Regions from separate parts of the Homo sapiens genome. Here region 2 is linked to region 1. Evidence: read pairs that join two places in POLR2A ChIA-PET (ENCODE). Cell type or tissue: GM12878. All regions are shown on one strand. Links, peaks and the distances in the headings refer to the core of each region. The heading gives the core; the rest is flanking DNA. Region 1 holds the start of LOC105372826 (a long non-coding RNA gene). Region 2 overlaps TRAPPC10 (trafficking protein particle complex subunit 10).

The links. Peaks named below come from ENCODE experiments on the same cell type or tissue, not always from the same donor. Only the 100,000 strongest peaks of a DNase experiment are listed, where the experiment ranks them.
Region 2: POLR2A ChIA-PET joins it to region 1 with 5 read pairs; 2 of 35 experiments call an interaction of 5 or more read pairs at or near these places.

Annotation. Positions count from the first base shown.
Region 1 is chr21:43,937,812-43,954,281 of GRCh38, reverse strand. The region is part of intron 2 of AGPAT3 (1-acylglycerol-3-phosphate O-acyltransferase 3); the gene reads right to left. LOC105372826 (a long non-coding RNA gene) reads left to right here and starts at 7,768. Exons shown (of 3, transcript XR_001755079.2): 1 at 7,768-7,807; 2 at 8,118-8,223; 3 at 8,529-8,879. RefSeq lists enhancers at 9,605-10,448, 14,060-14,958, 15,202-15,601, 14,959-15,859, 16,138-16,187 and a silencer at 13,349-13,520. In GM12878, for the core only: no CTCF peak of the experiment used is centred there; no DNase peak of the experiment used is centred there; H3K27ac peaks cover 797 bases.
Region 2 is chr21:44,022,364-44,033,942 of GRCh38, reverse strand. It overlaps TRAPPC10 (trafficking protein particle complex subunit 10), which reads right to left. Exons shown (of 23, transcript NM_003274.5): 2 at 1,771-1,852. Among named protein-coding and RNA genes, the nearest start is that of TRAPPC10, 16 kb to the right of the region's middle. RefSeq lists a silencer at 1,368-1,580. In GM12878, for the core only: no CTCF peak of the experiment used is centred there; a DNase peak (open chromatin) is centred at 8,012; H3K27ac peaks cover 1,110 bases.

The DNA of each region.
Region 1 (16,470 bases), core at 3,511-11,510:
ACTGCACAAACCTCCAATGGCAGCAGGCAGAGGCCACCTCCCTCCCTGCAGAAGGGTGACGGTGAGGAAGGTGCCCTGCTTGGCCACACCGGTCCCCGCCTCCAGCTTCAAAGTCCTTTGGGCTGGCAGAGCAGGAAAGCATTGGGAGGGGCCTGGACTCAGTGGCCCCCTAGAGCATTTGCTCGTGAGCCCATGAGAGCGATTTTTAGGAAATTATGCATCCCCAGACAATGTGAAGTTGACGTCTACATTTTTATTTTTTATTTTTCATCTATTTATTTATAGAGACAGAATATCACTCTGTCACCCAGGCTGGAGGGCAGCGATGCCATCATGGCTCACACAGCCTTGATCTCCTAGGCTCAAGTGATTCTCTGGCTTCAGCCTCCCAGAGTGCTGGGATTACAGGCATGAGCCACTGCAACCAGCCAGCTTCTACATTTTTAAGCCCAAGTTTAAATATGCAAGGGGTGTAAAGTCTGGCATATTGTAGATTTTGACTCTGTAAAGCATAGTGTTTTTCTTTCTCTCCAATGTAGCTAGTAGAACCTAAATGCCATCATGATTTGACAGCCACCATTGGCACCTGTTTTCAAACCCCACAAAAAAAGCTCTTCTGGACAGCTGGCTTCGTTCCACTTGCTCCTGGAATCTGCATTCCCACTGCCCTTCTTCCACAGGATTTTATCATTGTGGAATATATTAAAAGTCTCTTTTGCTTAACATTAGGCTTGAAAGTCTTTTATTGATCACCCTAAACTAATATTCTGCAATGAAATATGTATGAACATCTAAAACTCACTTGCCTATTTCTTATGCACAGGCTTTAAGCTAAAAAGGTCTCCTGGGCTACGTCACGGCACTCCCTCCATGTCCGTCCACATCTCCTACGAATCAGGACAGCCTGCTCACTAGGACACCATGAGCACACCCAAGAAATGAATACCGACAGAATACTGCCGAACATCCCGTCCCTGTTTCCATTTCACCAACTGTCCCCAGATGACCTTCCTAGCTGCGGGGATGCAGGGCCCCGTGGAGGACACACATGCATTTGGATGGCACGTCTCTCTGTCCCCTTTCCCCGAGACGCTCCCCGCCTACTCTGGCCTGATGGTGTTGAAGCGGCTAAGGCAGCTCTCTGCGGCGTGCCCCACACCCTGGATTTGTCCGTTTCCTCACAATTAACTCGGGTTCAACATTTCTGGTCAAGAATGCATGGCAGAGCCGCTGGGTACTTCCTGCCACATCCCACTGGAGGCCCATAAAGCCACTTGGCCGGCGATGTGGAACCTCGCCTCACTTGGTTATGGTGGCACCACTGACACCCTGACCGCAGCAGATAGCCTGGGCAGCCCCCAGCACCCTGGGGACCTTGGAGAACGCCTGGGATAGAAGAGCCACACAGGGTGGGACCTCAGGGGTGGGACCTCTGGGGCTCCATCTGATTTCTGGGGCTGGGGCTGGGAGGTGTGACAGTGGGCCTCTCCAGTCCCCATGGCACCTTTTCATGGCTGCTCAGATGCCACCGAGACACTGAGGACACTGAGTTGCTTCTGAGCCCCTTCATTAAACAACAGGTTTAGGTCGCCCAGAAGCTTGGTGCCAGCGCGTCTTCATTAAACAACAGATTTAGGTTGCCCGGAAGCCTGGCGCCAGCACATCTTGGTCCTGGGGCGTGATGGCTGCTTCTTGGGTTTTGTCCTGGCCCCTGCACAAGCTACCGGGGTGTGCACCTTCTTAGATCAGGGGAGCAAAGGTGAGGCACGAGGCTGCCTCTGCCTGGGCAGGGCCAGAGCACTGCTTGCCAATCAGAGCCCAGCCCCACACGCCCACACCCAATTCTGCCACCTTTTGTTAGGGTGAACTGAGTTCCTTCCACAAAGGTAATGCCCAGGTCCTCGAAATGTGACCTTATTTGGAGACAGGGCCTTTAACACAGTAATTAAGTTAAATGATATCATCAGGGTGGGCGCTGATTCCATCTGACCGGTGTCCTTATGAAAAAGGGAGACCGCCTGCAGTCAGAGCCCGGGTGAGAAGCCTCAGAAGGAATCCTTGACCTTGGACCTGCAGCCTCCAGGACCACAGGACGACAAAAGCCTGCAGCTGCAGCCCCGCCTCTGGTGCCGTCACACAGCCCAATCGCACTCACAGGCCGCCTCATCCCAGGTCCGTAGTTCTGGAGAGGTACGGGCCCATCCCCGTGTTCCGCCATCCAGCCCACCCCCTGCCTGCCCCAGGTCCTTCGCTGCAGCATGTGGACCCTCCTCCCCGTCGCTGGTCCCTGTGACCCTCTTCCTCCAAAACCGGCCAGGCAGAGGATCTCACCCACATGCAGTCTCCCCAGAGACCCCCCTTCTTTGCCAAAATCCCCAACCTTTCCGAAGACGCCTTTTTATGGAATGGAAACTACAGTTCCGAGCCCACCACCTCCGCACCGCTGCCAGGCCCACCAGGCCCCTCCATTTCTTCCTTCTGAACAGAGGAGTCCCTGGTTTTCTCTGCACACATAGGACGGCAACTTCGTTTCTATGAGGGGTAAACACCAGTTTGTCTATCCATGAGCCTTTCATGCCTCTGTCACCAGCGCTGAAATCCCCCAGAGGAGATGGCACAGCCTCTGAAATATAGCACTATCTTCCCAAAACGCCACAGAGTGCCCACCCCAGCTGGCGTCCTGCTCTGTGCAGGGGCAGGAGCTGGGCAGAGCTGGGATGGGACCTGCTGTCCTTGGGTCCTGGGGTCCAGGAAGAAGATGTCACCACTGGCAACTATTCTGGGATCAGCAGATGCTCCCAAACCCTGGAATTCTCCCTTTGCCCTGCCCAAGCCGCCCTTCCGAGAGCAAGGCTAGCTCTCAGCAGACAGCAGTTGGCGGAGGAGAAAGACATTTCAGGATGCCAAAAGCACATCATTTCTGATGCTCTAGACAGGAGTTTTGAGTTGTGGGATAAAGATAACTTCTTAGTTCCATATGGATTTCAGTGATCCAAATCCAAGTCCATAATGGGGAACTGAGAAACGGCTGTCAGCTCCCTCCTTCCCCCCTTCCTCTTCTCTGTCCCGCCCACCCCGCACCCAAGGGCTCTGGTGTAGTGGGCCGAGCAGACCTGGCCCCTGCGAGGTGGTGGCACGGGAGGGCCTTGTGTGCTGGCTGCACAGGAGGGGACCACGGTGAGCCCCGGGCTCTTGGGTGCTGGGGAAAGCTCCACTGTTACTGTCAGCAGACGCTGGAGGAGAAAGTCCACCATCAGGAACAGTAGAGACGCAGTGATATCTCAAAGGGTCTTCATTTAGGTGGCAACGTTTACTATTCAGAACACCGCCAAGAACCCGGAAATAAACTGCACACACTTTCTGAGAAGCCAGCCTAGGTGTCCCATAAGGAAAAAGACTTCACTCACAGTGGACCTTTCGGGCCCTGCATTGGGTCCTCCTTCCTCCCGCTTTAAACGCAGCGTGGACAAGTGTGACGGGCTGGTTTCCTGGCCCACAGCTCATTGGAAGTGCGGGCTGGGGAACAGGGAAGAGGGGCTTGCAGAAGGCAGGCATGCCGCTGACAGCACTACCTGGGGCAGAAACGAGCCCAGGACTTGAGGCCCCTTGGAGGCCACTGAGCAGCGGGGGCGCGGTTGCAGGCTCTCTGACATCACGCATGAGGGCACAATGCGGTGACTGTGGCCCACGCTGATCTCGTCCGAATGCTGAGAGAGGGCGGCGTCACAGTTACCACATTATCTGAGAAGTCTGGTAAGCAGCGAAGATACTACTAAGCATTCAACTAAAATTTTAGATGAAACAAACACAATCCTATTTTGAGGTTTAAAGGGCAAATTTCAGTTCTTGGGTAAATTCACTTACAGAGACCACCTTACCTCTTCATAAGCCTGAAAAATATGAAATTGTTGCCAGCCCAACCTTATCAGCATTTGGAATTAGCAGGAGACTAAAAGTCTGGCAGGAGGAGGTGAAACTGTCAGTCTGTGCAGACGATTGTGTAGCCTCAATACCCAGGAGAATCCAAATCTACTACAACAGGAACTAGAGTTGATAGTGATGCTAACAGGAATAATGTACAACATGCAGACTGCAGTGGCCTCCGAATCAGTCAGAAGAGACCAAGACAATCACAGAGTTTATCTCTTGCTCTCTTAATGGCTCTAGGTCACTGGCAGCTCTGTCCCACATGGTCATCTGGGCCCAGGCTCTGGGGGCTCCACCACCTTCAACACGAGGCTTCCAAGACTGCCTGGCTGGTGCCTTTCAGGCAGGTGGGAGAGGGGGAAACTGGAAGTTTAGGGGAAGGGCTGTCCTCTACGGCAAGTAGGATGCAAGTTTGCAGCCCAGCGCAAGTGCTTACAGCTTGGGAGGATATGGATATATGATCCCCTTGTGTGTTCAGGAGCCAAGGAGAGGGGCCCAGCAGACCACCCCTCCACAGGAACACACAAAAGCAGAAGGTGTCTTGAAGGAGAGCGCAGATTGCAATAAGAAAGAGAAAATACCTAAACAAAAGCTTCAGAGGAAATAAAGCCTCTATGAGGAAACCACAGAACATCTTGAAAGATACAAAAGCAGAGCTGAACAAATGGAAAAACCCCGTGTGACCAGGCTGCAACCACCCCTTCCCTGAACACATGCCCTTAGTAACGTGCAGCTCCTCCTGCCAAGACATGGAGTCTACTCCCCACCCTTTTGAACCCAGGTTGACTTCAGGGCTCACCCTATCAATAGAATGTGGTGGGATTGGTGTCACAGGACTTCCAAGACAGTCTTTAGAGCGTTGCCACTCCCTTACACCCTTGTGGCCATCAGAGGTGGTGGCTTGGGCTAGTCTGACAGAAGGTGGTCCCACATGGAGCAGAAATGGACCAGAAATGGGCCATTCCACCTGAGGTTCTCCAGGCAGCTCTAGCTGACGACAGCCACTCCAATGACCCCAGGGGAAACCAGCAGAAGAACCATGTTGCTGAGCCCAACCCAAATTGCTGACCCACAGAATTGAGGGCCCCCCGACATGATGGTTGTTTTAAATTGATACATTTTGAGGTGGTTTGTTAGATAGTAATATGTAAATGATACATAAACCTAAATATATAACTGAATCCTAATTAAAATAGCAAAAGCTCCCCCCCAGCCCCAGAACTAGACATACTGATTCTATAGTTCATATGGAAAACTAAACAGGGAAGAAAAGCCAGGAAAATCATGAAAAAGAACAAGAAAATAGCCCTAAAATACACTACAACATCTAGAAAGCCTCAATAATTAAAACAGCACAGTACCGGCTTATCAGTAGACATGCAGACCAACAATTGAGACTAAAGAGTCAATGCTTCACTGACTAGGAGCAGCTGTCTGGGGCACCTCAGCACCTGGAGCAGGGTGTGGATCTGCAGCCACTGTTTGGGGACTTGGATCCCATGTGCATGAAGCACTGACTACACGTTCGTCAACAACACACATCTCACATGATCCATTCCATTTCTATTGTATTTATATTTCTATTGTATTTAGATACTGATAAAATAAATAAAATACAAAATTAAAACCGCTGCTAGGTTCATGAGAATCTTTTAGCATTGCCTGTTTTCTCAACCAATGGATTTAAAGGCATAATTATATGACATACCTAAAACCACTCCTCCAATTCCGGATAACAGAACCCCGCCTTTTGCAACATGCAAGTCACTGTGAGTTACCTACCTGCCACTACCCCCTTTGCTGGTAACAGAACCTCCTGCTATTATGGCAGCGCTCACCCTTGGATATGGGAGGGAAGCCCAGCCCCAGATCTAAGCCATAAAGGTAATCCCATCCCCTCTTTGAGCAAGTGATCCAGGGATGGGATGGGCATGTGCCCTGGGTCCAGCCAGGGAGAAGTCTGCGGGGGCTTTAAGGGAGGCTTTTGCTTTCCTAAGACAAGAAACAAATACCTCTGGTCATCACCTTTGTCGTTCTTCCCTCCCTCGGTGAGGAGGCAGTGTCTGAAGGTGCAGGAGCCACTGTGGGAGCGTGAAACCATAGGCGTGAGGACAGAAGACCAACACCGTTGGTAGAAGGTGGAAGGTCCCAGATCCCCTTAGGGTCTGGGGAGCAGCTGAGGTCACACCAGCAGCTGCCCTCTTCAAGAGGCGGGGAAGACAAGAGGTAACGGTGTTTAAATCACTATCTCTGTTACCTTTGGCCAAAAACACAGCTTACATCATCAACAGCTATTACTCTTACTCACGTGGGCCTGGCATAGAATACAGATGCTTGATCAATGTTTTCTAAGCGAATGGCTCGTATTCAATATACATTTGTGAGAAACAGCCAGCATAGGCTGGGCACGGTGGCTCATGCCTGTAATCCCAGCACTTTGGGAGGCCAAGGTGGGCAGATCACTTGAGGTCAGGAGCTTGAGACCATCATGGTGATGGTCTCACCAACATGGTGAAACCCCGTCTCTACTAAAAATACAAAAAATTAGCCGGGTGTGGTGGCAGGCGCCTATAATCCCAGCCACTCAGGAGGCTGAGGCAGGAGAATCACTTGAACCCGGGAGGCAGTTTTTTTTGAAACTCTGTCTCAAAAAAAAAAAAAAGAAAAGAAAAGAAACAGCAGCATGGCTTCTTAGTCCACACTGGTTACATGCCACCTCCGTTTACAGTTCCTGAAAGAACAACGTCACTCCTGAAAGAGTCCATGGAGCACTTCAGCAAACAATCTCATCTCAGAATCAAGGCCCCGACAGACACTGGACGGGCCCGAGATGGAAGTGACTTTGGACTCAGTGAAGAGGAGACTGCGACGTTTCCAGGCCTCGCTGGAGATGCCGGGGGCGTCACTCCAGCAGGTAGAGGCCAAACAGAAGCTCCGCTTGGGCAGCCCTGGTCGGCCTCTCTTATGAGACCCACACGGCTGCACGCTCTCCTGACTGCAGCTTTGGGCTGGATCAGTAGCCCCAGGGCCCCCAGGCCACTTCTGAAGAGGGCGAGAAGCTCCCCGCCAGGTACTGTCTCACCGGGAATCGGAACTAAAGACCAGGGTCCTAGAGTTATTTCCCCAAGTTGTGTCTGCCACTGCATCACTGCCAGTGTAAACTGCAAACCCTGGCAGGAAGAGGGCAGGGAGGAGGTGGAGCTGGGCAGGACGAGGGGAGGATGAGGGTGCTGGTGGCCCAGGATGGGAAGGCTGCTGGCCAAGGACCTCCAGCCCCCCACCCTCCCGTCACCTACCCCAGCTCTCTGAGCTCCAGAATTTGTCTCCTCTGGGGTGCTGTGATGGTCTCACTGGCCGGAGAGTGGTGATGTTGGGTGGGAGGTGGAGGGATGTGGAAAGCTCCCAGGGCCTGATGACTGCACAATGGACCTGTGACAAGTCTGCGGGCCTGCAGGACACAGCAGGCGCTTCCCATGCTAGGGCACAGCCATGCACCAGGGCAGAAGAGCATTCTCCAAGGGTGGCAGATTTGTGGGGACCACACTCCAAAACACACACACGCCCATGTACACACACACACATACATGCATGCACACATAAAACAGTCACAGCTAAGTTGACCTAGACATAATTTTCTTACAACGAACTACGCGTTATAATAACTACTTTTACTCTATAGAAACAGATGGATATTTGCTGCATACTTATTCATTAAACTGGTCATCAATGTCTCATGCACTTTTTTTTTTTTTTTTAAGAAGGAGTCTTGTTTTGTCCCCTAGGCTGGAATGCAGTGGCATGACCTCAGCTCACTGCAAACTCTGCCTCCTGGATTCAAGTGATTCTCCTGCCTCAGCCTCCCAAGTAGCTGGGATTACAGGTGCGGGCTACCACGCCTGGCTGATTTTTGTATTTTTAGTAGAGAAGGGATTTTGCCATGTTGGCCAGGCTGATCTCGAACTCTTGACCTCAGGTGACCCACCCACCTCGGCTTCCCAAAGTGCTGGGATTATAGGCGTGAGCCACTGTGCCTGGCCTCATGCACTTTTCATTATATTTTGCAATTTACAAAGTTATGTAGGAGGTGGAATTCTGGTTTCTGCTGGGGATGTACAGAGCTTGTCACTCCCACTCTCACAAGAATAAAGCCAGACAAACCGTAAGTTCTCGACTTTGCTTCATCCCATCAGAGACCTGAGGCTGCAGGACAACCAACTGGAAGCTGGGGAGAGACAGGGCCTGCAGGGGAATGGCATTGAGCCCTCCCGTCCCTGGGGCAGTCACGGGGCATCGTTGGTAAGAGGAGCTTGGCTGGAACCCCTGAGTCCTGGTGGAGGCTGAGTGTGTCTGGGCAGAGAGGGGAGTCCTGCGGGGACAAGGTGGAGGGCCCACCACCCTCCTGCTGGCTTCTCCTCGTGACCCCTGTCCAGCCCCCACCAGGTGCCCACAGGGCTGCCTGGGGATGAGTTCTGACAAAGCCACGCTCCTGTGCAAGCATGAGATGATGTAGGCATTCCACAATGTTCTAAACAAAGAGTGCCTGGACCTTAAAGGTGTACTCATTATTTACCGATTGAAATGCCACATCTGTCATTCTACAGGCACCCTGAGGCACGGACTTGAAAAAATGCATTGATTCAAGATGGAATAAACCGAGTAGGTTTCAGAACAGCCACCCTTGGCCTGGACAGTGCAAGAGCTGCAGAGTGTCACCTCACAGGGCCAGCGGCGACCCAAGACACGGGTGCCTGGAAAGGGGGCTCTCTGCGGGGACAGGGCTCAGAAAGGCTGGACCTGTCCTGAACCACAGAAACAGGGTTCCCTGAACCTCGGCCATCGTCTACCATTACGGCGCCCTGTCCAGATATAAAGTCAGAAAATCTCAGATGCACAAACATTTTGAAGTAAAAGATAGTTTCTAAACCATTACTCAAACCAATAAAACGTGAAGTGAAATGAAATGTGTAATGTGAATGAAAATGCTCCCCAATGTGCACAGTTCAGCCGAATTTTCTTTAGGGTGACAACTGTCAGGTGTGCGATGGGCTGTGTGTCTCTCCTGAAATCGCACACAGAACCCTCAAGCCTGGTAGCCAAGGTGCGACCCCGGGATGACCCTGGGACCCCGTAGGCCAAATCGCAGGCTTTTTACTTCCTGTCACCATAGTCCCCAGACTGGAAAACGGAGCTGGCTGGATGTGCACATATGCAAACCGCCACCTGCAGGGCCACCCATGCTGCCTCACCTTGTCATAGGTGCTGTTAAAACATGCACTAGCCCAGCAGATGCCTCCAAACTGTGGCTACGGCTCTGCCCTCCCTCTGGGCTTCTGAGAAAGGGTCCGACTTGCTGGCGTCAATCCCAGTGGTAGACCCCGAGGGACCCTTGCCTGCCGGAGCTGAGTCAGTGATGATGTCTCCAGGCGGGCTGGGGAGGGAAGCCCCTGAGGGCACGTGGCCCCCCCGCACCTGGACACCTCCCGCACTTGCTGTTCTAGAGGTAAGAGGTGATTCATGGAAAAGCGCTGACACTGCACATCTGAGCTTTTCCTCATTTCCTGGCACGGTGTATTGACCTCCTCCTGGGCTCCCTCTTTTCTTCTGCTTTCCCCAAATCCCCAAAAAGCTTAGATGAAACCCAAGTTTTGTTCTGGAATTTGTCCCTAATAATCCCACTGCACAGAGGCCGAGCACAGCCGTCCCCCTGCCTGCCTCCCGGCACATGCATCTCCTGTCTGAGGAACAAGGCTGGTTTTCTGTGCTTTTCTGGGGAACAAGCCTCTGTCTTTCTCCCCTGTCAATCAGTGCCACTTAGGAGGAGGGGCGGCCTTGCTGGCCTCCAGGATCTGCCCCGCGATGACTCCCGCGGCCTCCTCTCCAGGAAAGAGAGTGCCCTGGAGTACACAGGCAGCACCCAGGGACAGCAAGGCCAGCGCCTGCAGGCAGGGATGTACAGGCCACGCTGTTACCTTCCCTCTCTCTCTCTGCTCCAGATTCCAGGCACCCAGGGCCCACGGGGGAGGGACGTGTGGCCCCTGCCCAGCCGCAATGCAGGGCCAGCCCGGGAACCACTCAGCGGCCTCCTGGAGCCTGAAATAGCCATCGCTCCAGAGTGGCGAGGGCCGGGGCCTCCACTCAGCCTGCATTTCCGAGGTGGGGAGGGGCTGTGACATTTGGGGCACAGATTCTGCCACGTGGGTGAAATGCTGGGGCCCTAGCACACGTGGTGCTGTGGCTCGTTTCCATACTTGGCCCGAGAGGGAGGTGTGGCTCCTTAGAGAGGCGGCGCCTGAAGTGGATGCTGCTGTCCTGAGGGGGCCCAGGAGAACACCCAGCTCTGCCGGGACCCTTGCTTCCCGAGGCAGCCTCATGGAACCCTCCCGAAGCTGCCACCACTGGGCCCAGGCACTTGCCCCTCCACTCCAGGTGAAAGATGCGGCGGGAAAGTGGTTTAGGCGGCGGAACGTTCCCTCCCTGTCTCCCTCTCGCCCTGATTTTAAACACAGCGCAGGCTTCTGACCTTGCTGAAAACGCTCCGGCCTCTCCTGATGTGGTAATAAGCTGCCACTACTGCCATCGCCCACCCTACACCAACAGCACGCGGCCCGCCCCACCCCGACTCCAACCTCCCCTCCCGGGGGTGCAGCTGCAGCCCCCTTCCTCCGTGACACAGGCCGTGGCGGCTGAGGCCTGGCAGGCCAGGCGCAGGGAACCGAGGTGCCCCGGCAGACTCTCAGCGTGGCCTGGCGGCAGGAATGGCCGAAAGCTGAAGCTGAATGTGGAACTTGCTGACCCCTGAGGACTGGCTTTCTCTTGAGGGTTCTGGGAAATCGAGCCCCAGGAGGGTGAGGACTGCCTGCTCACCACTGTGCGTGCAGGGCTTAGCCAGTGCCTGGTATACAGTAGGTGATCGATAAAATCCTATGGGACGGCAGGAGGGAGGAAGGAGGTTTCTGGTTTACAAGTAGAAAATGATGTCCCGGGTGGGCGCAGTGGCTCACGCCTGTAATCCCAGCACTTTGGGAGGCCGAGGCAGGTGGATCACGAGGTCAGGAGATCGAGATCATCCTGGCTAACACGGTGAAACCCCGTCTCTATTAAAAATACAAAAAATTAGCCGGGCGTGGTGGCCGGCACCTGTAGTCCCAGCTACTCGGGAGGCTGAGGCAGGAGAATGGTGTGAACCTGGGAGACGGAGCTTGCAGTGAGCTGAGATCACTCCACTGCACTCCAGCCTGAGCGACAGAGCGAGACTCCATCCCGCCCCCCACCAAAAAAAAGAAAAAAAGAAAATGATGTCCCAGCATGACCATGCACCCTGGCCACCCAGCCCTGGGGAGCGGGCCTCCCTCCCTCTGCTGTGGAAATGCCAGATGAACAAGGCTCCGAGGCCTGTCTTCCTCCATCCCCAACAGGCAAGGGGCTCTGAGGGCTGCCAGGACGGCTTTTTCTCTGTATACAACACAGGTGACGGGAGACAGAACAGAGGTCCTGCCTTGTCTCCCTGAGCCCAGATGAGGCAATGGCACCGCCGTGCCACCCTCCTCCCGCCAAGTGAGCCACCGAAGGGGGCTAAAGACAAGACCCCACCTGACCACAGCAGCCCAGGGTGACCGCTGCACCCTAGGGTGACCGCGGGCAGGCGTGGCTGCAGGGCCAGGCACCCAGCTGCCACCTGTGGGGTTTTCTCAGCATTCGGAGCCCCTGCTGCCCATTAAGAACAGGTCTCTGAAGATGAACGAGAAGCTGCTCTTTTCATGTGGACCGAGCACAGAGGGTTCCTGGTCTAGAACCCCACGCTCAGAGAGTCACATACTGAACACCAGTGGCCACCGCAGGGGCGGGCGTCTCCAGGAAGAGCTGGCATTGTGGGCTCCCTGCTGTCCGTCGCCAGGTACCTGGGCACGTGTGGCGAATGCAGGGTAGGCAGAGGTGCTTCAGGAGCGCCTCGTGAAGGACGCCAGACTCCCAGGCTCCTGGTGAGTGGCCAGCCCGCCTTCCTGCTCTGGGAGGGAGCTGGCGAGGCCTCCCTGGACCCGTGGTGCCATCAATGCAGAATCGCTCCTATTACAGGCCTAGCACCCACCGTGACGCTCAACGTCTCTGTCCCCACAAAAAAACCAAGCCGCCTCTGTGGCCCTCCAGGTCAAACAGGATCAACAGGGACCTCACAAGCCCACAGGTTCCGGAAGCTCCCAGGTCGTACTGCAAGTGCCACTAAATGGCACCTGTGGGTACGCTGCCACGGCGCAGGCCACCACTTGAGGCCTCGAATTCCACAGCTAACTTACTGAAGACCTGAGGGCAAAGGAGAAATGCACATCCTTGGAAACGCTGTGGGTGAGGAGGTGGCACAGCCAGTCCCCTGCCACCTGGTCAGCAGGCTGAAGCTGAGAGGCTTGGCATAAGCCAATTACGAGCAGCTGCTCAGGCGCAATGCGGCACTCTTCCCAGACAGAGGCGCTCTTTTCCCAACACCTAATAGGTCTTTCATCATTTTGAGCATTTGTGAAACTGCATAGCTCAGCCACGAATCCCAGGAAATGATTTGATACCCTTTCTCCGCCCAGGCGCCAGGAACGGTCCGTGGAAGCTGCCAGAGTCGCCCGCTCGCTGGGGCCAGCCTGCCCTGTATACATGGCCCCCGTCACACTCGCGGTAGCCCCAGGTTGAGGATGAGTGAGCGGTTGCTCCTGGGGTTTTGGAACCCTCACCAATGACCGACCCCCTTGCTCAAACTCTCAGAGGCCCCAAATCCCAAGCTAATTTGTCTCCTAAATTCCACACTTAGGTTCTGTTTGTTTTTTAGAGATGGGGTCTCGCTCTGTTGCCCAGGCTGGAGTGCAGTGGCGTAATCACAGCTCACTGTGGCCTTGACCTCCTGAGCTCAAGGGATCCTCCTGCCTCAGCCTTAGGATTCTGTCTTTTGGCTCTGGGTAAACCTCTTTGTAAATAGTATTGATCGTTTTTACATAAACTGAGTCATGGGGAAGACTGGGCATCCTCCTGCCTGTGTCACCTGCAGTGACCCTCCCCGCTGTTAGCAATGGAAGTGCATTAATCGGATCTATAGAAGAGAAAGCTTCCAGATCAGAGAGAAGCAGCTCCTGGCCAAGTGTGCACCAAGAAAAACAAACACAGTCTAGCGTGGAACCTCCAGGGGAGCTGTGGTCTCTTCCTAGGAAATCACCTCGTTCTCCGGCTCTAGAAAATAAAGTTGGCACCCAGACTTGGGGTTTTTGGGTCCCCCCAGCTGCCCCCTGCACCACCTGGTACCATCATCACACACCCCATGGACAGAGGCTGGCACGCATCTTGTGCCCTTTGACCCTCTGCAGAAACAGCAGGCGGCATCAGTGTCCCGTTTTACCAACGAGCACTGGAGGCCTGGAGCACAAACACCCCATCTAATCCCAGCCCGGAGACACAGCGGGGTTGGGACCGAGTCTCTGAAATCCTAGGCCAGCGTGATCTGTGACACCTGCTGATTCTCGGCTTCTGCAGTAAGAGCCGGCACGGACTCTGGTCAAGGGCAGCTGGGAAATCGCCTGCGATCACCATAAACCAGCCCATCAGGCAATGGGTGTGACAGAGCAGCGCCACTTTGATGGTAACTACGCATTTTCTGCTCAGGGTGCAGATCACCATGTAAATCAGCCATCCTACAGCACCTGCCTTGGGGGGCAGTGGGAGTCTGTGCCCATACATCAGGCACTTGTCCGTCCCAGGACATGCCAGGCATCTACAAACACCGCCCAGATGGTATGAAACCGCTCAGCTCCTTCAGGAATGTTCTGAACAAAAACCCCTTTGCAGAAGGATGGGAGAGCTGCCCAAGGACCCCAGGAGGGATCAGAATGAGTTCCTGCCATCCCCTGCTTCCCTACCTCCCAGGAGTTCCCCTGCAAAGGGCTAGGCAGGGTTTGTTGACATGCAGAGAACGGTCCAGGGCTGGAAGAGGAGGGGAGCACACAGTAAAGGCCCCCAGGACTGCCCAGGCCCCCGGGCCCCGGCCTCACTCACCAGTAGAAGTAATAGGCCAAAGCCACCGCCAGCAGGGCCACACAGATCCCTGAGAAGAGGCAGGCCGGGTAGCTGCTCAGCATCTTCAGCCCTCGGTCCTGTGCTGCCTGAAGCCGGCGAGAAGGACCTGCGGGGAGCAGGTGTCAGCCTGGCCAAAGGGTGAGGAGCCGAGCTCAAGCGGAGGGATTAGGACCTGGCCTGAGCTGCCCAGGCTTGGCAGGGGCCGTTGCCACCCAGAGCATCTGCTCAGCAGGAAGTGGGTGCTGGGCACCCCCAGGGTGCCACCTGCGTGGCCAGCACTGTCCTTCTAGTCACAGAGACCAACTCAAGGGACCCCAGGAGCGCGCTGAAGCAGGACATACACACAGGTTCGTCCTCCTGCGCACAGCTGCGGGCTCTGCCGTCGGGGCACCGGCTAATCCAATAAGCAGCTTTTGGCCAGGAGCTGCTCACTGTAAACAGGCAGAGTCACAGGGCCAGCCAGGATGCAGGTCAACGAGCCCCACCCCAGCACAGACCCCTAGGACCAGGGACCTAAGAGTGCCCACATCTTCCTCCTCACAGCACCAGTGTGTCAAGGGGCCAGGTTGTGGGTGAGTTGGTGAGGTCTACCCTGTGCTCAGCCGTGGGCTAGCAAGATCCCTGAAAGGCCTCCAAGTGATAGGCAAACGTCCTGCATGTGGGGCATGGCTGTGGGCTCAACAGAGAACAGCCACCCAGCCTGCCGGACAGGCCAGGCGCCCGCGACACTCTCTCCAAACTGCAGCAAGGTTTGCTAAACGGTGGTGCTCCGGGTCCCATGTTCAGAGCTCCCACGCTGGAAGAGCTGTGGGGTGGGCCGCCTCTTATCCTCCAGAAGTCAGGCACGTCCCTCCATGTCACTCCAGCCTGAAACCTCTCAATCTGAAATGGAGTTCAAAGGCTAAACTAGGGAGATGAGATCAAAGGACCCAGGGACCAGAGCATCGCCCTGGGAAACCTCCTGGGGCGCGGGAGGCCCCCGACAACAACAGCGACGGGGGTGGGGTGTTATCAAGGGAGCGCCCGCTAGAGGCCCTCGACAGCACACGGGGACGGGGATGGGGTGTTCCTAAGGGAGCGCCCCCTGGAGGCCCGGCCAGTGCATTCTCGCTCAGGGTCACGGGGCCACAGTGGGATAAAGTGAAAGTCACTGCTCGTGCATCTCCCACGGCATCAGACACAACGAACCTGTCCCCAGCAGGGTTTGCCCAGGATGCTCCCCTAGCCTGGTCGCAGCCCCGTCCCAGCCCTGGTGCGGCCCCTGCGTGCTCTGTGGGAAACTGTGGACTGAGAGGTGGGAACCGCTCAGCTCAGTCCTGACATGCTCAGCCTTTACTTCTGTGAACCTGTGAACCTGGTGGAGGAGAGAGCGTGATGGGGCAGCCGCAGCCTTCCCAGGCCTGGGGGAGCCCCTCCTTCCCCCCACAAGGCTTCAGGTGACTGCATCCCCGGCCAACACATTGACCCCATGTGACTCCACGTGACACCCAGAATCGCCCGCTAAGCCACTCCTGGATTCCTGACCCTCCGCAGCTGTGTGAGATAATAGATGTCTGCTGTTTTCGCTGCTAAGTTTGTGGGTAACTCGTTACACAGCAATGTAACAAACACGGTAAGGCAACCAGGCAGATCAATATGAGGCGCACCATTTACTGGAAGTATTGGATGACTATTTATAGGGCTGGAGTTAGTGTCTGAACAAAATAGAAGATTTGCAGGCCGGGCACGGTGGCTCACACCTGTAATCCCAGCACTGTGGGAGGCCGAGGCTGGTGGATCACCTGAGGTCAGGAGTTTGAGACCAGCCTGGCCAACATGGTGAAACCCTGTCTCTATTAAAAATACAAAAAATTAGCATGCCTGTAATCCCAGCTTCTCAGGAGGCTGAGGCAGGAGAATCGCTTGAACTCGGGAGGCAGAGGTTACAGTGAGCACTCCAGCCTGGGCAACAAGAGCAAGACTCTGTCTCAAAAAAAAAAAAAAAAAAAAAAAAAGATTTGCAGATTCAAGAATTCTGACTTCTAATCCTCAGTACGTTCCTCAGTACGTTCCTTCTATCCCAATGAGCGATGTTAACTAACTTAGCTCTCTAGCGTAACATGCACATCATGGAACCAAGACATTCATTTAATCCTGTTAGCAGCCCAAGAAACCCAACAGTGAGTGTGAGTGTGTGTGTGTGTGTGTGTGTGTCTGTGTGTGTGTGAGAGAGAGAGAGAGAGAGAAAGTGGGGGAGAGAGGAGAAATGCAGCCCTCCCACCAGACAACAGCAAGCGTGTGAGCTGCTTCCTCCTCCCTCTGCAGCGAGGACCCAGACAACTTCCTTGGTCCAGCACTGTCTGCACAGTCACCCCAAAATATGCAAATATGACTGGCTGCCCACACAACCTCTGCCTGGCACTTCTTCTAACAAGAACCTGCCTGAGGTATAGAAGGCAATGGCTATGCAGAAGTCATCTGGTTTCATGGGATGCGTCCTAATGACTGCCTTAGAGATAG
Region 2 (11,579 bases), core at 3,580-11,579, 80 kb before region 1:
AGTCCATTTACTGGAGTTTCGGAAAGGGGAAGAGATGAATACAAATATTAAATCTACACAGTTTCTTTTTATTTATTTTTTAGCCAGGGTCTTGCTCTGTCACCCAGGCTGGAGTGCAGTGGTGCAATCTCAGCTCACTGTAGCCTCCAACTCCTGGGCTCAAGTGATCCTCTCACCTCAGCCTCCCAAGTGGCTAGGACTACAGGCGTGCACCACCATGTCCAGCTAATTTTATTTCTTCTTTACAGAGACAGGGGTTTCACTATGTTGCTCAGGCCGGTCTTGAACTCCTAGGCTCAAGCGATCCTCCCACCTGACCCTCCTACAGTGTCTGGATGACAGGCGTGAGCCACCATGCCGGGCCTACATAGTTTCTCCATTTAATTTTTTTCTCAAAATTATCTTGTTTCATGAACACACTTTTTTTTTCCCTTTATCTATCAGAATGCCCTTACAGATTACTCCATTTGCTAAACTCTTTTCTCTCTTTCACAGCACTGGGCCTCCTCACATGTTAAGCAATTTTTCTCTTACACTCTGTACACTCTTTATATTAAATATTAGCAACTAAATGCATATCTTGTAAGACACTATAATCAGCACAGAAATTAGACTATATTCACCTGGGTAAGTCAACTCCAGAAAGCCACCTTAATCCCTCATGTTACTAAGGCACAAACTGGTGGTCAGAAAGGAATAATGCTATAAGAATCAGACTTACATAAACACAAAGAACAACAGGAAATTCTGTATACCCTGGTTAAAATCAGATTACCTATGTTACAAGACAAAATCCAAATTTACAAATTTACATTTACATATACACAACTTTATATTTACAAGTAACACCTGCTCTTACCAGAAATAAGTTTTCCAAGAAGAGGATTCCCAGTCAGTGATTTCCTATGAGTATGTCACCAGACGACTAACTGTAAACATGCAACAGAGCAACGGTGATGGCTGATCTAACCTCGCTCCTAATTTTTAAATACCATCTTTCTGTTTACCTTCTTGTCCTTAAGGAAAACGCACAGGAGCCAGGGTGGAGGGAGGGTCTTGTAAGATGGCTGATACAGCCCAGTTCTTCCGCTTTAAGGTGGAGTCTAAGTGAGCACGTGTCTCCTTTGCAAAACGCCTGTGCCTTTAAGACATTCTGGTCAACCATGAAGAATCACAGATCATTCCTATAAAAGTGAGTCTTTAACTCAAAATAATTGTCTTGCTTCTACTTTCCAATGTCTCGTTAAGAAAAACCATCGTAGTCTGGGCACAGTGGCTCATGCCTATAATCCCAGCACCTTGAGAGGCCGAGGAGGGCGGGTCAGTTGAGGTCAGGAGTTCAAGACCAGCCTGGCCAACATGGCAAAACCTGTCTCTACTAAAACTACAAAAATTAGCCGGGTGCGGTAGCGCACACCTGTAATCCCAGCTACTCAGGAGGCTGAGGCAGGAGAATTGCTTGAACCCAGGAGGTGGAGGTTGCAGTGAGCCGAGATTGCGCTACTGCACTCCAGCCTGGGCGACAGAACGAGACTCTGTCTCAAAAAAAAAAAAAAAAAAAAAGAAAACCATGGCATTCCATAAAGAATAAGACCCACAAAGACCCACAGATTATGTGAGGTCATTCTGTTTCTTTAGAACTGAGGCTTTTAACTTGTGCTACTTCACTTGTTCACATAAATGTCTAAACAACATATACTTATTTAAAAACATGTACTTCATTTTAAAAAATGAAGAGAGGGATACAGCCAAAAAACACACAACTCATACCTTCTCCATTCCATTGGTTCTCTTGGAAGCTGCTGAGAGAGCGTTGGATAAACAGAGGTAAATAAATTCTGATCTCCAGCACCTATGAAGGGAAGAAAGAAATTCAGTTACCATATTTTTAGGTGAATACATGCAAAATGGCTCTAGAGCTTAATAAATTGGTGTTTTTAGGTAGTTTTATGTTTAGTAAAGCGATATCGCAAGATTCTTCTGTACCTGTGCCTCTACATAACACGTCTCAGGAAAACCCAGCACGGGACAGATGTGATGAAGCTGAACCCTCGTGACACCTCCATGGGGTGGGTGTGATTTTCCCCACAAGGAAAACAAGGATCAGAGAAGGTGAAGAACTTGCCCCAAGGACACAAAGCTTAGGAGAGGGAGCCTGCTCCACCTCACCCAGCTTTGCTGTGTTCTACAGCCTCCACTTTCTCCCAGACGCCCAAAATCCATGGAGAAAAAGAAACCAAAACTTCACCAAAATCAACTCACTGTTCAACCAAGTGCCAGGAGGAGCTAAAATTTATAGGTGGCTCCCCATGTGCGAATATTACACAAGGCACCTGCCAGGCACCCTCTCATTCTGTCTTCCCCATAACTCCTGGGAGGAAAGGCACAAACACGACCCCAATTCACAGATGAGGAAAGTCAGCTTTGAGGGCCAACGTGTTCAGTGCACAGAGCTGACAGTGGCAGACGCGAGTTAGGAATCCAGCTGCGGCCGACTTTACGCTGCACGCTCAGTGTTAATTCAGCTTTTATCTTTGCTTTAATAGAAATGAAAAATCCATTTTGTTCTCATAAAATGATGATATAACTGTATTACACTTCGGCTAAAAAAGAACCTTTTAATATAGATGACTAAAATTCTTATACTCAGAGGATCCTCTTTACTTTAGCAAACCATTTTCCAAATTGCTTTTATATTGATCTTTAAGAAATCATTGGGAATTGATGTGTGCCATTAACACATCTGCTTATTTTGCTATCAAAAGCCTAAAAATAAAAAACCTCCTGAAACTCATATAATAATGTCAAGTCACTGAGGAAGGGTAATGACATTTCCGGGCAGATGGCACGGTGAGTGGGCAAGGCGCTGGTAACCTCACTGCCCGGTCCCCATCTCAGTTCCATCACTGACCAGCTGACTGCACCTGGGGAGATCATTTAACCTTCCTGTGCCTCGGGGACATGGGAAATGGGAAAATGAGAAGAGCTCGGCCAGAGGAGCTCTGGTGAGGATTAAATGAGACAAGACACGTCAGTCACTTCCAACAAGGCATGGCACATAGTGGTTAAAAAGGGACTATTACTACATTTTGTTAACACAAAAACAGTATGTTTGAACTTATCACTTTTTATCTTGTTCATTTATTTGGTAGTCATCTTAGAAATCAATAAAAGAGGCCAGGCGTGATGGCTCACACCTGTAATCCCAGCATTTTGGGAGGCCGAGGTGGGCAGATCACCTGAGGTAGGGAGTTTGAGACCAGCCTGACCAACATGGAGAAACCTTGTCTCTACTAAAAAAATACAAAATTAGCCGGGCGTGGTGGCGCATGCCTGTAATCCTAGCTACTCGGGAGGCTGAGGCAGGAGAATCGCTTGAACCGGAAGGCGGAGGTTGCAGTGAGCCAAGATTGCACCATTGCACTCCAGCCTGGGCAACAAGAGCGAAACTCCATCTCAAAAAAAAAAGAAAAAGAAAGAAAAGACATCAATAAAAGAAAAGAAGAAAATCTTTAGTTAGCCTCTGGTTTCTTAACTTTGATTGCCAATTTCTGTTGTCCTGTTAAACAGTTCCAAGATTAATGTATAAAAATCATTACTCTTTGCTAAGTGGAAAGTAAGCCAACTAAATGGAATCGCTTTCTCCTCTTCCACTTGGTTTTCTATATAAAACTACAAACACACACACACACACACTCTCTCGCTCTCTCTCTCACATTCTATCTTTGCAATACAGTTACTTCACATACGTATACAAATAACATCCGTACAGAGTAAAAGTGGAACTGCCTCCAACACCTGCTCCAAGCTCTTCTCCCTGGGAACCCTGCCGTACAGTAAGACTCGTCTAAATGGAGACTACCAAGTAGCAATGTCTCTCGCATTCCATCATGGACTAACTCTCTAACCTGTGTTCACCTAGAAGATGACCAGTCAATCAGCACATCCAACAGTGGCAAAAGTGTCATCTGACCTAAGTAGGAATTTGACCTGGGACCATCTGACCTCAGTACCTGTTATGGGCTGAACTGTGTCCCACAAAAACCTACCTGTTGAAGCCCTAAAATCCAGTACCTCAGAATATAACCATATGCAGATAAGGTCTTCAAAGTTGATAAGGTAGCTTAGTTAAAATGAGGTCTTCAGGATGGGCCCTAATCCAACTGACTTGTGTAAAGAGAAGATTTGGTCACACAGACAGAAGGAACGCAGGAAGGCCCCATGAGGACACAAAGGCCCATGCTGTGGCTGCCTGGACCTGGTCTCCAGAGCTGTGACACAGCGCATTTGTGCTAAGCCACCCAGACTGTGTGACTCTGTGGCGGCAGCCCTAGCACACCAAGACAGTGCCCCAGCGTAGATTTGAAGGCCCAATTCTAACCCACTGAGGCGCTGCATTAACAATGTGAAGAAAAATCACCACCATTTTCTCAGCATATACAACCATTATTTTAATAAACTCTTAAATCTTCACATCAAGTCTTATGAAATTAGAGATGCCTTTGAAAATGGGGTATGGAGAACCAGCACATGAAAGATGGTGAAGAGCAGCTGGGCGCAGTGGCTCACGCCTGTAATCCCAGCAGATTGGGAGGCCGAGGTGGGTGGATCACAAGGTCAAGTGATAGAGATCATCCTGGACAACACGGTGAAACCCCGTCTCTACTAAAAATACAAAAAATTAGCTGGGTGTGGTGGCAGGCGCCTGTAGTCCCAGCTACTTGGGAGGCTGAGGCAGGAGAATGGTGTGAACCCGGGAGGCGGAGCTTGCAGTGAGCCGAGATCACGCCACTGCACTCCAGCCCGGGCGACAGAGCGAGACTCCGTCTCAAAAAAACAAACAAACAACAAAAAAAAAGATGGTGAACAGCTTAAGTTTAAGAGCCCAAAAGAATTCAATCTTGGCTCACGCGGTAGGTAATTAAATTAACAACACAGACTTTGTAGTTTCCTGAACTAACCCAACCATTAAGCAGAAAAGTCACTAGAGCTCTGCGGGCTGAACTGCGAGGCAGAGCACGTTCCAGGCTAAATTTTCATTTTAATCCCACGGGCAACAGAGGCATGAGCGAAACCCAGCAGGAACTCGCTTGTTAATAGGGTGGTTCCTAAGAGCCAAAACGGGGCTTGAGACTGATGTGCCCACACTCAGAAACCCTGTTCACAAAGTCACCCAGTTCACTGTTCTGCCTCAGGAGGCTATTTATTAAGAGACAACTCAGGCCTTTTATTCCAATAACTAAGGTCTCCTTTTTTTGGTGACAGAGGAGATCTATCAAAATAATTTATAAGAGCAATTCAAAACACAACTTCACTACATACACCCCCATCCCTGTGCGTCTCCACACCCACCATTGGCTCTCATGCCCACTGGGGAGACAGGGAGATAAGAGGGTGCGGCAGGTCAGGAAGCTGGGGTGCCATGGATCCCTAAAGTCTGTGGGAGCACAGCATCACCCTGGCTGAACAGCAGGCACTGGAGTCCCCAGATGGGAAGAGACATGTAGAGGGAATGGCAAGCAGCAGCCACCCAGAGGGACACAGGCACTCTTTCTAGGGTGCCGCCTGGAGCCGCTGGATGGGCCCCCAGGCTGAGGAAAGCCCAGTTCAGAGAATCCCCGGGAAAGCGGGGCAGAGCTCTGGGGTCTGATTACATGGACCAATCAGTTTTTGGATTATTTATGCAGTTGCAATTGGATTTTCTGTTACATGCAATCAGATTACTAACATAGGCTTAGCTATTTCCTGAATTATTACTGTATTCCCTGAGATTTTTACAAGCACGTATTCATGCATTACTTGTGTAATTTAAAACCTTTTATGTTCAAAGCAAATAAGAAACACGATGGGGGAAAGAATTCAAAAAGATGACTTCAGTGATTTAGTGTAACAGGTAACATTTCAATAAATTCAATGTCTTACTCTGTTCAGGCTGCCATAACAACATACAATAAACTAGGATGGCTTATAAACAGCAGAAATTTATTTATCATTTCTGGAGGGTGTAAGTCTGAGTCAAGGCTTCAGCAGGTTGAGTACCTTGGTCTTGCTGTGCCCTCACGTGGGGGAAGGGGCAAGGGAGATCTCTGGGGCCCTTTTTTATAAGGGCACTAATCCCTTTTGTGGGGACTCCAGCCACATGACCTAATCACCTCCCAAAGGCCCCACCTCCCAAAACCATCACATTAGGGTCATGGAACAGCTGCTAGGTAACACAGTCAAGAGAAGGGCCACCTGTTTACCGTCCCTCCAGACAGCACCGTGCGCCTGCTATGCCCCCGGCACTTCACGCATACTCACCCTGAACCCTCATATGGAAACCAAGACATCAAGAACTCCCCTAATTGGCCCAACATCAAGCAAATGAGCGCCAAGGCTGGGATTCGAACCCAGGTAGCTTGGCTTAGGACTCAATACTGCCCAGTGCTCCTTCCCAACTTCTTAATTCTAACAAGTTTACTACTTACTCTGCAGCAGTTGTTTTAACAATGGTTGGCTGAAAATATGGGTTCCAAAAGGCCTTCCGCAGACAGAGTGAACATTTCTGTCATCTGTTTTTTACTGAACCAATTCTTGAACGTGCAAAGCCGTGATGGTCTTACTCATACAAAAGTATAAAAGGATCACAAAATTATAACCCTGAGAGAGTGGCTAAGCAAAACAGAATGTTCAGTCAGTTTGTCGCTTTCCTAAATACCTGACATGATATATTTTCAAGGTCAATACTTCTATTTGGAGATTTATGTTGGAAAAAAAAACCTTGACATAAGGAGTCTGAATATTTGCTGATACTCTGATACAGGACAATTTTTCTTCAAATTCTTTAGCATAATCTTGGTAAAAGGAACAGTAAGTTTTCTAATAAAATACATCTCACTTTATCTTAAATTGTTGGAGACATGTGGAGTGTTTCAACCTGTTAACAAGACACTGTCCTCGGCCACCTAATGGGCTGTCTTATTTTCAAAGGCTGGCTTTATTCTGTAGGGCTTAGTAGGCCCCAGAGCACTAATGGGTGAGAAAGACAGAGAAATGGATTTAGCTCAACCCAAGAAATGCTGTGGCCTACGAGAGAAGACCCTGAGGGTGGAGGGGGGTGAAGAATGACAGAAAGTGTCCCACAGCTGGGGGCCTCAACCATGGGCTGGGTCATCTCCCAGTTGCGACTAAAAGCAGCGGAGTGACTGGACTAGACAAGAGATGAACTAATTTTAAGGCCCTCCAAGCAAGGTTCCATGATTCTATTTTTGAACAAAAAAGTCAAAGGAAATGTATAATTTATCTAAGATTTGCTTTACAGAAAATTTTGCAGAAATAATAATTCTTTAAGCCTATTAACAAAAGAAAGCTGCAATCCACTATGAGGCAGTTCATGTTTGAAAACACGGGATTAGAGAGGGCACCGTCTTCAAGCCTAGGAATGCAAGTGCTTGCCCATAGGCCATACATTCATTTCTCTTCAATGGCTTTTGGTAAAACGGGCTTTCAAATGGACGATAAAAACATCCGAGATTACAAACTGGGAAGTCATCTCAGCCTGTTCAATAATGCATAAAGTATTTGCTATAATTCGTGTATAATGTCGAGGCAGTAATGAAAATTAATGCTTCAGATTGGGAGCTCTTTCATGGTGAAAACTAACATCAAATGCATAATCATGGGTATGGAAGCCTCCCCGGTGCTCCTGCCAGAGTATCTGTCCGTGAAAAGCCTTCGCAGTCGGGGGTGGGGGCAGGGAGTGAAGGTCAACGAGAAAGCACAAAAAAGGATCCAGATGTTATCCAGATTCTCTAGGTAGAAAGCAAGGTTTAGTCACCCCCTAAGATGACTAGGCAACTAACTCCACATTTCTAGCATAGACACTGTCCTCCCTTCATTAGAAGGCACATATTTGAGAAGTAAAGCAAATGAACCCTCCCACAGTTCTGCACCACCAAGTTTAAAGGCCAAGTCTAAAGAAGTACTCAGTACACCCCCTGCCATGTCATCGCCGGCTTAACGTTATACCCATTCAGCCTGGCTCTCCTCCAGGTCCTTCCTGTGGTCTCTACCTTCCCTCTGACACACACACACACACACACACACACACACACACACACACACACACACACACACACACACCCCTGCCCTCTGCTGCTCTCTCCCAGCACCCAGTCATATGACAATACTACCCACTGTAGGTGGGGTCAAAAGAAAACCCATACATTAGTGTTCATCAAGTTTCCTACTGTGGAAATTTGCAGAAAAGGAACTACTACACGTAAAGACTAGTCAAAAGACAGAAAGTCCCAGTCTTTTTCTGTTTTAACTTAAAAGACAAGAACACACAGGCCAAGAATGTTAAGAAGTTGAATGAACTCTTCTAATCAAGGAAACAAGTTGCCTTCTCTAGCCCTCAGAGAGCAAACTTAAAATTCAAGAGTTTAAAAACAAAAAGACTGGATAAATGCATCTGAATATAAGAATACTGAGGAATCAGCCTTTAACAGTGTATACATTTTTTAAATAAACACAGCATTACTGTAGCAGTTTGAACCACAGTACTGTATTTACAAGTTAAAAAGAGACACTCCTGTTCCTGGCACCCCAATGCCTTAAGGCTTTAGACAGAAGGGTTCCCAAACTGGTCTTTCCCCAGACTTCCCCTTTGCCACTGGCTTTGTTCAAGGGCTGGCTTCTCAGCGAGGCCTACAGGCAGTTTCCCAATGGTGCAAGCACTCAGGAGGGAGCTGAGGCAGCATCAGCACAGTGACATAACCATTTGCCTCAGCCCAGCAACCCGCCCTGCAGGGCTCCATCCCAACAGGCCCGTCGGAAAGGCCACAGACAGGCTATCTGTGCACAACTACTGGAAACAGTAAAACACAAAACAACTCAAATTCCACCAGGAGGGGACTGGCAGAATAAACCACGGAATATCGACATCATGGAATGAGAATGATCTCAACATACTCCTAGCGTGGAGTGGAGTCCGGGGGAAAGTGAGGTGGGACAGTGTGTGCAGCTGGCAATGTCTAAGCTAAGAAAGGGAAATACAAATATGTTTGGATGTTTTTCACGTGGAAGGAAAACCATAAAAACTGTGATGGAGTACTCAGGAAGGGAGGAGTTAGCATGGAGAGGACAGAACATACACAAGGCTTCTTTAAATAGACCTCATTTTGTAGATTTAATTTTGGAAGTAAATATTTTATATAGTTATAAAGCAATTAGATTTTTTCAAGGTTTTCCCTAAAAATAATCAGGAAAAATAAAACAAGTGAACTTAAATGTATACATATACATTTAGTGGTATAATCTCAGAGAGAGGAGCTATGACAAGTAACTTTAAAACTACAGTAATTTGACTGTTCATTCCTTATGGGATACATCCAAATGCCAATAAGAACTGTCAAAAACAGTTCTAGACCTGTGTTCACTAGTCCTGTTGTTGATGGTGGAGTTAATAGTGTTATTCAGAGTCTATGTAATGAGGGATAAAGCAACTGAAAGCAAGTGAGCAATCGTGTGATGTTCTATTCAGTGGCCCCTGGCCCTTCAGCATCAGCACCACCTGGGCATTTGTTAGAAATGCTCATTCTCAGGCCCCACCCAGACCTGTTCAATCAGAAATGGGGAATGGACCCAGCCATCTGTGTGTCCACAAGCCCTCCAGGTGACTGAAGCAGCATGAGCTGGGGAACCTCTAACTCTAGCCTCCTCAAGTACCCATGAGAATTAGGATTTTCAGTGTGGAAAAGAGAAAACACAGAGGATGGAGCTGTTAATTAAAACCCTGCAGCCCTGAGTTTTCATCAAAAAGAGTGAACTTATGATGTATTTTATCTTAAAAATACAAAAAACAAAGAACAATTCCTAGGCTGGTGCGGTGGCTCACGCCTGTAATCCCAATGCTTTGGGAGGCCAAGGTGGGTGGATCACCTGAGGTCGGGAATTTGAGACCAGCTTGGCCAACACGGTGAAACCCTGTCTCTACTAAAAATATAAAAATTAGCCAGATGTGATGGCATGCACCTGTAATCCCAGCTACTCACTACTCGGGAGGCTGAGGCACAAGAATCTCTTGAACCTGAGAGGCAGAGGTTGCAGTGGGCTGAGATCGTGCCATTGCACTACAGCATGGGCAACAGAGTAAGAGCCTGTCTCAAAACAAAACAAAACAAAAACAAAAAACAAACAAACAAAAATGCCTAGCTATTCCTAGCTCTGCCTATTGAAAAGGCCTCACAGCAACTAGGAGCCCAAGCTTGCAGACTATGGTCTTGAAATACTATTTTTCACTAAAAGGAATCAGGGCTCCTTGGCAATTGCTAAGTGCAGATCAGGGCATTAAATGTTCAAAATGAGCCCGGAACATCTTGTCAGGCTAGATAGGAAAGAATCTGACAAAGATGCCTCTATCTTAGACCCCAACATGAAAGAGACTCTCCCTGGCCAAAGGGAGAACAACCTGCTCACCAACGAGGCAACAATGCAATGGACTGTAACACATCAAGTATGTTCATAATGATTAAGTTCACAGCCATACTAAACGAACAACAAAAACACGCCAACCGATCACCTCTGAAAGATGCCAGTGAACCAACTCACTTTGAAAATGGTTACATAGGCCGGGCGCGGTGGCTCACATCTGTAATCCCAGCACTTTGGGAGGCTGAGGCGGGAGGATCACGACGAGGTCAGGAGATCGAGACCATCCTGGCTAACACGGTGAAACCCCATCTCTACTAAAAATACAAAAAATTAGCCCGGCGTGGTGGCGGGCACCTGTAGTCCCAGCTACTCGGGAGGCTGAGGCAGGGGAATGGCGTGAACCCGGGAGGTGGAACTTGCAGTGAGCCAAGATGGAGCCACTGCACTCCAGCATGGGCGACAGAGCAAGACTCTGTCTCAAAAAAAAAAAAAAAAAAAAAAAAAGACATAGGGAAATGAGAATATCACCATTTTGCAACCTTTAGGGAATTAGTGATGTGAAAATAAATGGCTGCCAATTTCCAAAAGGAGAGGTAATCGGACATCACGCACCTGCTGGAAGAACAGCAACACCCATGATAAAGTCCTGCCGACAAAAAATCCAGCCTGAAGCTGACCCAGCCTCCAGCTCCAACTACCAAAGTCTAGGCAGTGGGACCTTTTCAAGACAAATGAGCCAGGTTCATCAAGTTATAAAGAAAAAAAAAGAGACAGAGGGAACATGAAGATTTTAAGAGACTTAAAGGATTTATCTAAAAACTGTATTTGGATACTAATTCAAACAGTTTTAAAAATGGACATTTAAGACACACTGGAAACTTAAACACTGAATATTTGGTATTAAGAAACGTTTTAGGCCCAGGCATGGTGGCTCACACATGTAATCCCAGCACTTTGGGAGGCAAAGGTGGGCGGATCACCTGAGGTCGGGAGTTCGAGATAAGCCTGACCAACATGGAGAAACCCCATCTCTACTAACAAACCCCGTCTTTGTAAAAAAAAAAAAAAAAAAAAAAAAATTAGCTGGGCATGGTGGCACACGCCTGTAATCCCAGCTACTCGGGAGGCTGAGGCAGGAGAATCGCTTGAACCTGGGAGGCGGAGGT